2 separate regions of the Homo sapiens genome follow, and region 2 is linked to region 1. A link is an interaction called in ENCODE POLR2A ChIA-PET data of the cell type or tissue named here. Cell type or tissue: GM12878. All regions are shown on one strand. Each heading gives the region's core, and the rest is flanking DNA. Links, peaks and the distances in the headings are about the cores only.

What was found. ChIA-PET counts read pairs that join two places held together with the same protein. Peaks named below come from ENCODE experiments on the same cell type or tissue, not always from the same donor. Only the 100,000 strongest peaks of a DNase experiment are listed, where the experiment ranks them.
Region 2: POLR2A ChIA-PET joins it to region 1 with 11 read pairs; 8 of 35 experiments call an interaction of 5 or more read pairs at or near these places.

What each region holds. Positions count from the first base shown.
Region 1 is chr2:196,071,098-196,078,644 of GRCh38, forward strand. No RefSeq gene overlaps it. Among named protein-coding and RNA genes, the nearest start is that of DNAH7, 6.0 kb to the left of the region's middle. In GM12878, for the core only: no CTCF peak of the experiment used is centred there; no DNase peak of the experiment used is centred there.
Region 2 is chr2:196,266,848-196,270,847 of GRCh38, forward strand. The region is part of intron 17 of HECW2 (HECT, C2 and WW domain containing E3 ubiquitin protein ligase 2); the gene reads right to left. Among named protein-coding and RNA genes, the nearest start is that of HECW2-AS1, 8.8 kb to the left of the region's middle. In GM12878, for the core only: no CTCF peak of the experiment used is centred there; a DNase peak (open chromatin) is centred at 1,843; H3K27ac peaks cover 1,869 bases.

The sequences.
Region 1 (7,547 bases), core at 1,951-5,950:
AAATTAGAATGGTGGTTGCCAGGGACTGGGAGAGGGAGGGCCAAGAAAGGGAATGAGGAATTAATGTTTAATGGGTACAGAGTTTCAATTATGCAAGATGAAAAAAAATTTGAAGACGAACGATGGTGATGGTTGCACCACAATGTGAATGGACTTCATGCCACTGAATCGTACACTTGACAATGGTTAGAATGATAAATTTTATGTTATATATGTTTTACCATAATTTTAGAAATTTGTTTTAAATATCCTTAAAGTAAGAGGAGGAAAACTGAAACCAAAAAATAAAGAAGGAAAAATGACAAGATCATATTCCCATTTTACAGAAATCACCCTAATTTCAGCATGGTAGAGGGATAGTAGGTAGGTGGGACTGGCAGTAACAGAGAAACCTGTTAGAAGACTATTACAAGAGTACAGTGAGGGATGAGGATGGCTGGAACTGAGCCAATGACAGTAGGAATGGAGTGGACACATTCAAGAGATATGTGGGAGATGACTTAAGATGTGGATGTTTAAAGGTAAAAGGTTGAGGATCATTTTACTGCTTTGGATACCTGAATGGATGGTGGTATCGTTCACTGAGTAAGAAAAAGGAGGAGAATAAACAGGCTTTACAGAGAAAGTGATAAGTCCAGCATTGGGCAGATTGAGTGTGAGATATCTATAGGACATGGAAGTGTGTATGTGGCTGGTAGACACTGCACATATTGGTCAGAGCTCAGAAGATAATTCCTGGGCTAAGGACATGGATCTGAGGCTTACATATAAATGACATCTGAATCCATGAGCATACATGAAATGGTTCAAGGAGTATGTAGGGACAGAACGGAAAGGAACCTAGTAAAGAAAAAACTAAAACCTAAACACTACCAATCTTTATGAATTGGATAGAGGGGGATCCTGCAAAGAAAATCGAGAAAAAGTAGCTAGATATAACAGGGAACTCAGAATATAGAATCATAGAAACAAAGAAAAACAATATTTCAGGAAAAAGAATATAGAGAACAGTATCAAAAGCTTCTGACAATATGTAATCTAAGGATTTAAAAGTATCCATTGGATAGAGTGCCAAGGAAGTCATTGGTGAACATGGCAAAGGAGTTTCAGTACAATGCAGTGGGAGGATTTGGGGCCAGATTCCAGAGGCTGAAGAGTGAAAGGAGGGAGACTGCCAGAATAGACAATCTTCAGAAAGTTTAGGTTATGAATAAGAGAGATAGACTGGGGACTGAATGGATTCAGGGAGAGAGGCACTATATTTTTTCAAATAGGAAAGTTTTGTTTGTGTTTAAATGCAAATAGGAAAGGAGAAGATGAAGATAGAGGAAAAAGTAAAAGGAGATAGGATTAATTTCAGATGGAGAGATCTTATAAGCACGCCTTGTAAAAGGAAGAAGAAGGAAGGATGAGTGGAAATGTGGGTGTTTAAAGCTTGCTTGTGTGTAGTTGGGGACATCCCCCCCCAAAAAAAATGAATTTTATTTTTTCTGTGGTATAGAAAGCAAAATCACCTTTCAAGAACGAGAAGAAAGGTAGGAGGCAGGGGATGGTCAAAAATTTGAGGAGGAAGAAGTTTCAATGACTATGTGGCAGAAATGGAGAGAGAACAAAAGTGATTAAAGAAATAGAGGAAAAGCTCAGCTGAAGTTGAAGCCTCTGAATCAGCGCCAGCCACTATCCACTTGGCTCTGCACCACTCTCCAAAGGTCTTCAACAGACCAGACTTAGGTTCAGAGAAGACAAACACACAGTGTCTTTCCCAGGCTGGTATAACAGGAGAACAGAGCATGAGAATAGAGAATCTGATAAGAGTGAAGTTGAAATAAAAAATCACAGAAACTAAAATAATGAGTAGAGGAAGAAAGGACTGTTAACTGTGGAGAAAGGGAATGGGATGGAGAGGGTCTCAGAAAGGGTGACATAGTGAGAGAAACTAACTCTCAAAACACAAAGTGAAGCAGTGAGGGTATTGTCTCTGTGATTTCAGAAGTAGAGCTATTCCAGGTGTTGAGAATGTCCCCAGTGTGGCCACAGAAGTGGGGACTGAAGTAAAGGACTTTGCCATGGAAGGTCAAGGAACTAAGTTCCTCAAGCTATGGCTGTTCGCATGGATGCTGAAGTAGCATAGCGTAGGGGAGAACTGTGAGCCGATGTCTTCAACGAATGAAGCTGAGTCAAGGAGAGGAGATGCTATGAGCCTAAGATTAGTAAGAATTCATAGTGGAAAACAGAAGATAAATGTTGCAGACCCCATATCCCAAACTTGGAAGAATGGAAAAGCCTAAACAGAAATAGGCTTGAGGGAGAGACAAATTTCATTAAAGACCTGGAGATAAGAATAGAGTTCTCAGAATGGGTTGAAGATGTAGTTTTGTTTCATAGCCTAAGGGTACAGTGATAAGCGTTGAAAGTCAGTAAAGTACTAGGGGGTTCAGTCAGCCAATTAGAAGCAAAAAGCACTTAAGAAAAAAAAGATTGCCTCAAGGGTTTACTCCACAGGCAATAACCAACAGATATAAAGGTGTACTACGTTTAGCAGCTGCCAACCTGATGCCAAAAGAACTAGTCCCAGCAGTTCCGAGGTGTTTAGAAGGAGTTTCAGATTCTTGGCAAAAGTTCAAGGTTAACTGGATTGCTTCATGGAGGGTCATAGTCCACATGAGCAGGCCAGGAGACACTGAGGGATTCACAGCAACAGCATGAGACACAGATGAGCCTAAAAACATTAGCCATCCACCTTCCACTCTTTACCATCTGCCAGCTTTCCTTCTTCAATCCTCTGCTATCTCACTGTCCATTCACCTTCAATCTCAAAAGCCATCGTTGAAATCTACAAACATCAGGCTATTCTGACTTGCTACATTGCCTCCACTAGGCCACCATATATAGCTGGAGTCAACCTCTATTTTCAGGTCAACCCTGGAGTCAACCTCTGATTTGCAGAATCCTGTTTCTAAATTTGTCTTTGGGTGGGTATCTTGCCAGAATTATGGAAGGAAAGTAATTTTTTAAAAATTGGCAAGGACAATTCCTTTGTATTTGTCAGTTATCGTGATCCCTGTCAAGCAAGAGGAATGTGGCTTTCAGCACTGACTTCTTAGAGTAATTCTCACAATAATCAGTAATGTCACCAATTATACTGAATGCTGAGATGGGAGAAATAAGCTAGCTAATCTCTGTCCCCACTGTTCAGGTTAAGACCAGCGCAAAATCCTGATAAGAATCAATACAGTTCTCAAAATATTCTGAATGAAGTTTTTGTTTAGACATGTTGGACCACTGTATCTCACAAATTATAAAAAGGAACTTTATCAATCTTGTCATTTGTCTCTTGAAAGATCCTCTTTTGCACTTAGTGCTTGATTTGGGTAAAGCTGTCTGTATGCTTTTGGTTTACTAATCTATAAATATGGAAGTCCATTTTAAAAGAAGGTATCTGGGGACTAAAACTGGTTCCTCCATTTAACCAAATATGAAAGACCAAATAAAGAAAAGAAATTGAATTACTGATATTTTGGTTCCCTGAGCTTGAACTTCAGTTACATTTATGATCTTGTGTTTTCTCTTATGGTTTGGATGTTTTTTGCTAAAATGATTTTATTAGACATGAACCAAATGTTTGCTTAGGAATTTTATGCCCAAACTTGTGCTGATTCTAAGGGAATTTTTTACAAGACTATGTTTTTTTTTTCCCTTAAAATATATTGTGTAAGCTTATGCAGCTGCTGAGTTCTGACTTTTTATGTTGTTATTTGTTACTACTTTTTTTTTTTTTTTTTTACCTCCTGCTTTTGAAACTGTAGCATGTGTGGAAGGAAGCAAGGAGTGCTAGAGCTTATTTTACATCCTCCTTTGAGGCAGTGTGGCAGCTTTTTTGTTACCTTAGGATGGAGTATAAGATTGGGAAAATCAAATGTACAACTTAAAACAGAGTCCAGAATCTGGTTTGTTGTTGTTGTTTTGCCATGCTTCTCTCTTTGTGAACTGATACTTGTACTCATTATCCTCATCTTGCTCAGTCAACAAATATTTCCTACCTGCAGTAGGCCAGACACCATTCTAGGCATGAGAGATACAGAGAGCAGCCAAGATCCCAGTTTCTGTTCTAGGAAAGAGAAATGGAAAATTAGTGAGAAAAAAATAAGTAAATTAATAAATGAATAATTTGAGTTGGTAAAAAGTCCAAAAAGAAAATGAAACAAGGTAATGGGAGAGACTGTCATCAATGAACACATCTTCCAGGAGACATTTGAGCTGGGATCTGAATGACCAAAATGAGCCAGCCATTCAAATACTTTGGAAATGAGTTTCCCAGGAAGTAAAGAGCAGCTAGATCACAGGTCCAAGTAGGGGAATGAGTTTGAAATGTCCAAAGGCCTGAAGAAGGCCAGGACCATAGTGAGGAAGGATGTTATTTTAATTACATGGAGAAATCATAAACGCAAACAGGGCAAGAGGGGTAGGAGGAAAGCCAATTAGGAGCCTACTGGAATAGGCCCGGGAAATACCAATGGTGGCTTAAACTAGAAGGAGGCAAAATTAGAAAGATGGAGAGAAGAGGACAAATCAGGGATATATTTTGGAAGAAAATCTGCTAGGACTTGCTAGAATAGATGTAAGGGATGATGATAAGGTAAAATTACTCCTAGGGTTATTTTTTTTTGCCTGAACCTCTTGGTGGATGGTTGTGCCTTAAAATGAGGAAGGCCAGGAAGCAGAAAGACATGTTGGAAGGTGAAAGAAAATTTAAAACTCATCTGGGTGTGTTGGCTCATGCCTGTAATCCCAGCACTTTGGGAGGCCTTGACCAGTGGATCACCTGAGGTCAGGAGTTCCAGACCAGCCTGGCCAACATGCTGCAAAAATTAGCTGAGTGTCATGGTGTAAGCCTGTAAATCCCAGCTACTTGGGAGGCTGAGGCATGAGAATCGCTTGAATCCAGGAGGCAGAGTTTGCAGTGAGCCGAGGTCGCCTCAGTGTACTCCAGCCTGTGCAACAGAGCAAGACTGTCAAAAAAAGGAAAGGAAAGGAGAGAGGAAGGGAGGCGAGGGGAGAAGGGAGGGAAAGGGGGAGGGGGAAAGGAAGTGGAAAGAAGGGAAGGAAGGAAGGAAATTAAATTTAAAATTCAGTTTTTTTTAGTGGTGATTTCTGAGATTTTAGTACACCTGTCACCTAAGAAATGTACACTGTACCCAATATGTAGTCTTTTATCCTTCACCCCCTCCCACCTTGAGTCCCCAAAGTCCATTATATCATTCTTATGCCTTTGTGTCCTCATAGCTCAGGTCCCACTTATAAGTGACAACATACAGTATTTGGTTTTCCATTCCTGAGTTACTTCACTTAGAATAATGGCCTCCAGACCCATCCAAGTTGCTGCAAAAGACATTATTTTATTCCTTTTTTATGGCTGAGTAGCACTCATGGTGTATATATACCACATCTTCTTTATCCACTCATTGGTTGATAGGTACTTATGTTGGTTCCATATTATTGCAACTGTGAATTGTACTGCTATAAACATGGGTGTGCATGTGTCTTTTTTATATAATGACTTTTTTTCCTTTGGGTAGATACCCAGTAGTGGGATTGCTAGATGGAATGGTAGTTCTGTTACCAGGGATGCTGCCTTGGGATGGATCCTTTAACCGAGATCAACAGAGCTGGAGCTCTGGACCAGCAATCTCAGTTCTTGTGATAGTGAGCAAAGAAATGCAAACTAACAGCAAAGTGCAAGCTCAAAGCAAAGTTCATTAAGGCACAGTAATACACTCTCAAAGGGAGAGTGGGCCAACTTCTACGAAGTGAAATCAGCCACTCTTTGCAGAGCTCAGGATGCTTTTATGGGAGGAGTTGAGGCCTGGGCTGTGTTTGAGTGACAGGATGATGTCATTTGATTGGCAGTTTATAGTTACATAGCTGAAGTTAAACTGAGCATGTTTTTACCGATCTTTCGTTAAGAAAAGCCCACTCAGAGGGGCAAAACCACAAGTAAATTTTACTATAATGACTGTATAATAAGGATGGGGTTCCCCAGGGTTATGGCCTAGATCAAGCTTGTCCAAATGTGGCCCAGGACAGCTTTGAATGTGGCCCAACACAAATTTGTAAGCTTTATTAAAACATTATGAGATTTTTTGCAATTTTTCTCTTTTTTCTTTTTTTTTGCTCATCAGCTATTGTTAGTGTTAGTGTATTTTATGCATGGCCCAAGATGATTCTTTCAATGTGGCCCAGGGAAGCCAAAAGCTTGGAAAACCCCTGGCCTAGATGGACGGGGCATGTGTCACATTAGGAAATTTTTATCTGTGCCCCAGTTTTTCTTTCCCCAGGATGTGCTGGCCACAGACTTTATCACAAATTCTGTCCATTAGGGTGGAGCTATGGTGATTTGGGGGCTGAATTTAGGTGGGCCAGGGCCTGTCTTAGTGACAGCCCTTCTGCTTTCTTCTCTCACCCCCTCCGAGCTGCTAATGTCTACCTAACTACCTAACAGCTCTACTTTTAGCTCTTTAAGGAATCTCCATACTGTTTTCCATAATGGTTGTACTAATTTACATTCCCACAAGCAGTGTAAAACTGTTCCCTTTTCACCACATCCACACCAACATCTATTGTTTTTTGACTTTTTAATTATGGCCATTCTTGTAGGAGTAAGGTGGTATCTCATTGTGGTTTTAATTTGCATTTCCCTGATGGTTAGGGATGTGGAGCATTTTTTCACATGTTTATTGGCTGTATCTCTTCTTTTGAGAACTGTCTATTCATATTCTTTGCCCACTTTTTGGTGGGATTATTTCTTAAAAACTCAGTTTTAAGCATGTTAAGTTTCAGTTGCCTAGTAGGCATCCAGTTGAGATGCTGAAGAGGCAGGAAACCATCCTGGTCTGGGTGCAGCTCCTGTCAGGGTATAGATTCAAAGTTCATCTAAATATAGACGGTCATTGAAGTCATGAGATTAGATGAGATCATCAAACGAGATAGAATAAATAAAAAAAAGAAAGAAAGATGGTTTAAGGACCAAGCCCTGGGGGCTGTTGTTTTCTCTTTCTGGAAACTTGAAATTTAAAAATAACATATTTTGTCAACATATTTTATCATATTTTATCAAAGAATTATGCAAGCACAAAGTTAGAGTTATAATAGATAACTGAGATATAAAAGAACCCTACAAAATGTGGTTGACAGTTCATGCGTGTGGTATTTGTTTGTGAAAACCCTGAGCTATGTATGGACCAATTCCCATGAAAACAAATAATGATGTTGCTTTATTACCACACATTGACCTTCAGCTAATCACAACCAGACCTGAAAAACACAAATGATTGCATTAGTTTCTTTGAACACTAGAGGGAGATAAAGTCACCTGTAAATCAGGAAAATAGAAAAATCCTTTTTTCCTACAGAACTACTCTTACCACAGAATCATAGAATATTTTAAAGTTTGATTATTTTTACAATCATCAAGAAATACAGTCATGTATTATAAAACTGGAACAAGCCAGGCACGGTGGGTCACTCCTGTAATCCCAGCACTTTGGGAG
Region 2 (4,000 bases), core at 1-4,000, 190 kb after region 1:
AACCCCAGGGCTCTTCAAATAGGATAATGAAAGGAAATAGAAGGTTCAAGTCTGCATTTGCCTCTAGTCTGGTGAATCCTGAGACACATATCCATTTGCCTTTTGTGGTTCAGAATTTCTTGACTCCCAAGTTACTGATTTCCTGATAACATAAAATATGGAATGATCTAATCTACCCAGAATGAAAAAATTATCACAGATCATGTCCTCATGGTGAGGGGAGTTATATAGGAAGCACTCAAGGAGGAAACAGCCTGCTGCCAAAAATAATCACTGGTGCCTGGGGAGAGCTGGACTAGTAGGGAACAGATTTACTGGCTGGACTTAATAATCATATTAGAGGGGAAATTCTCAACTCTTAACTCAGGTTCATGGCCTTTCTCATTACATAGTGCTATACAAACACCAATACTAAAAATTTTATTGAATTTTTAAATGTGCATTACATTCACCTATAAAATACTGTTAAAGGTTGTTTTCTAATGAATATATTTGTATTCGTATAAAATGTTAGAACTTTTTTTCAGCTTTTATTTTAGTGTCATAGCATACAAACATCTTCTTTCAGTGAGAACCAGTAGTAGCATATAATAATGCCATGGGGACACTACCCATTTTACAGATGTGGTACTGACGTTTGGAAGCTGATTTTTCTAACAGGGGAAATAAACATCTCCTGAGGTTTGTTTAAAAAAAAAAAGGACAGCAACTTAGTACCATTCACATTTGCGTGATAAATGAATTTATAGGGAGCAGTGATTTAAATACAGCAGTTGAAAGTAAAAGCCATATCACAATGCATGGAAAACCATAGCCACATAGACAGGAAGACACACCAGTGAAGTCTCAGGGAAGAGAAAACTATACATAGATGCAAACTAAATGAATTGCCTGCTATCCTCTGGCTTAGGATGAATCACAAGCAAACCAAGAAAACACAAAGTAAAGAGGTATACCTACTTCAATCTCTCAAGGGCTACCACTTTTATCATTATATTATGGGAAAAATAAGAAGGAATATTTATCTTAAGTGGTGTGCCACAGATGAGAAAGGACATATGCCAAGCTATGTTGGTACTGGGAGTCCTTGCTCCAGGTATGAATATAAGGTCCACAGTGAACTTTGACACATAGATTACTGAGTGGCTCCATTCCATGTATAAATCTGTTATCAAAAATATCATTGAAATAGGAAATTAAAGAAGTTCAGCCTATTTCCCACCCCTGTGTTTGTGGGAATGCTCCTCACAACTATATAAAACAGAATGTTCTCTTAGATATACAAACTTCCCCTTTACGATGTTATGATAAGCAAAATATTTAACTCCCAAAAACTTGACAGAAAATGAAAGTGCAGTGTGACACACACTCTGGATAGGAGGAGTGGTATTATCTCATTGATTTACTTTTACTTATCATGACAGCATCTGCTTCCCATGGTCACATTCTGTAAAGATGGAAATATATTTCATAGCCTATCAAATAATTGCATAAAAATAGATTACCATGTGAATCCTATGTTAGAAGAAAGATTATGCTTAACTGAGGACTCTAGATGCCACTAAAAAAAAATCTTCAACATCTTTAGGAGATTAGAGACTTTTCAGACTCTAAAAAGCAGAAAGAAAACAAAACAAAACTTGAAGCTACCAACTTGGGCCTGCAGCTTTTCCCTCTGTTAGGATCTGTTAAGATTCTGTCAAGTCATTAAAGACTAATGACAAATGCCCTGTCCAGGTAGATTAGATCACCTAATCTCTCTGATGGTGGAGATTTAAAGATATGTTAATTCGTATTACACACTAATGTGGAACGCAGAGAAAAAGTGAAAAACTTCTTGAGTTTCCTGTTTTGTGGGGGATGGGGTACACTTAGAGGAACAGATATTAACTAGTGGCATGTGTTGGTTGGAAGTGGTAGAAGAGAGAGAAAATAGAGTTCCCTTTATTTTGTGATTAGCAAAAGAGGAAGAATTTTGTTTGTTTTGCTTTGAGGTCTAGGATTGCTAACATTTCTAATTAGATCACTGAGGGGCTTGTTTCTGCAATTTTTTAGAACTAAAACTTCTTACACAAGATTCTCTAGGGGAACGTGGATTACTGAGTGGATGCCATAATAAACAAACATGCAAAATCTTCACTTGCATAATTATTATAATTTTTCCGTGGTTAAGAACAGCATGCTTATGTTGGGGAAGGCACTAAGAGTTGAGTCAAATGTTATTAACCATGTGAAACCAGGTGAAACTGGGATTTTTATATACACAGTGTTTATAGTATAATACTTGAAATTTTTTGTAGCTTTAGCCTTTACAAACTTTAGAAGGTAATGACAACTTTAAAGACATGAGACCAAGGTCAGGCACAGTGACTCATGCCTGTAATCCCAGCACTTCGGGAGGCCGAGGCGGGAGGATCACCTGAGGTCAGGCATTCAATACCAGCCTGACTAACATGGTGAAATCCCGTCTCTACTAAAAATACAAAAATTAGCTGGGTGTTGCGGTGGGCACCTGTCATCCCAGCTACTCGGGAGGCTGAAGCAGGAGAATCGCTTGAACCCGGAAGGCAGAGGTTGCAGTGAACCGAGATCGCACCACTGCACTCCAGCCTGGGCGACAAGAGTGGGACTCCGTCTCCCCCTACCTCCAAAAAAAAAAAAAAAAAAAAAAAAAGACATGAGACCAAGAATATCGTGAGTATATTTGGTAATTTATTTTCAAATCGACAACTATATACATATATATTTTTACATTCAGTATGTGCAAAATGCTATTCTAGATATTTGAACAGTAAGGAGGAAAAATAATGATGAGTTGGATAAGATCCCTATTTGCAAGGCTCTTAAAATCTAATTGGAAAATAACGCATAAGGACTTGAAAAGTCAAATCAAAACACAAAAGTCATAAAGTCAAACCAGTACAAAGGACAATGTGATACATTTCATGACTCATGATCAAAATAGTGTCAAGACCAAAGGTTATTGCAGCCAACTGTGCCATCAGAATTATACAGAGAGGTTTTGAAAAAATAATTCTTAGGCTCTACCCCAGACCTCTTGAATTAAATTTCTGGGTAGGGCATGGGAGAACAGGGGTATAAATTCTGAGAAGGGAGAGGAATTGGAGGAGGCATGACCTGGCATTTTGTATTATATAAAGCTTCCCAGGTGATACTGATGAAAACAGTTTGGCACAACTTAGTGGATCAGTATTTGGGAATCACTGCTGTGGGCCAGGATGGTACCACCAGGCAAATATACTTCTACCAGTAAAGGTGACAACTGGACTTGGGGTTAAGAAAGATTTTCAGCAGAAACTCTTCTTTTCCTATTCCCACTGATGCCTAGCACACTTAGATAGAGAAATACTAGCCTAGATCATGAAAGTGAGAGTCCACAGTGGAGTTGAAAGATTTCAAGGAGGGAAAGCTTCTGCTGGGTTTTAGTGGAAAAATCTTGCTTCCCAAACTTAGAAGGAGAGAAAAGCTTGCCAGGGAAGGGGAACAGCATGTATTCAGGAAAGTAAAACTGGGCTTGAGAAATGATGTTTTGAAAAGTTGTTTAGAAGAGAGGGCTCATGCAAGGTGAGGCTCAGTTTTAGAGAATATCAGATTCCCTACTTAGGTTCTAATCTGTTTTTATTATGGAAAAATGTGAATACCAAGTCTGGAACTCTATATATCTCAGTTCAATAAACTGTATGCTACTTTTGCTTACTCAAGTTACACTCAAAAAGTTATGTCATTAATTTCATTATAATCTGCACTTCTAGGATAAACGCTTGGCTTAAATTTTTTTTTCATATTTCGTTTTTTAAATAGGGTTCTGGGTTGTTTAGTTGATTTTATTCACCTTTATTTATTTTTTTTTTGAGACAAAGTCTCACTCTGTCGCCAGGCTGGAGTGCAGTGGTGCAAATCTCAGCTCACTGCAACCTCCACCTCCCAGGTTCAAGCGATTCTCCTGCCTTAGCCTCCCGAGTAGCTACAGGCACACACC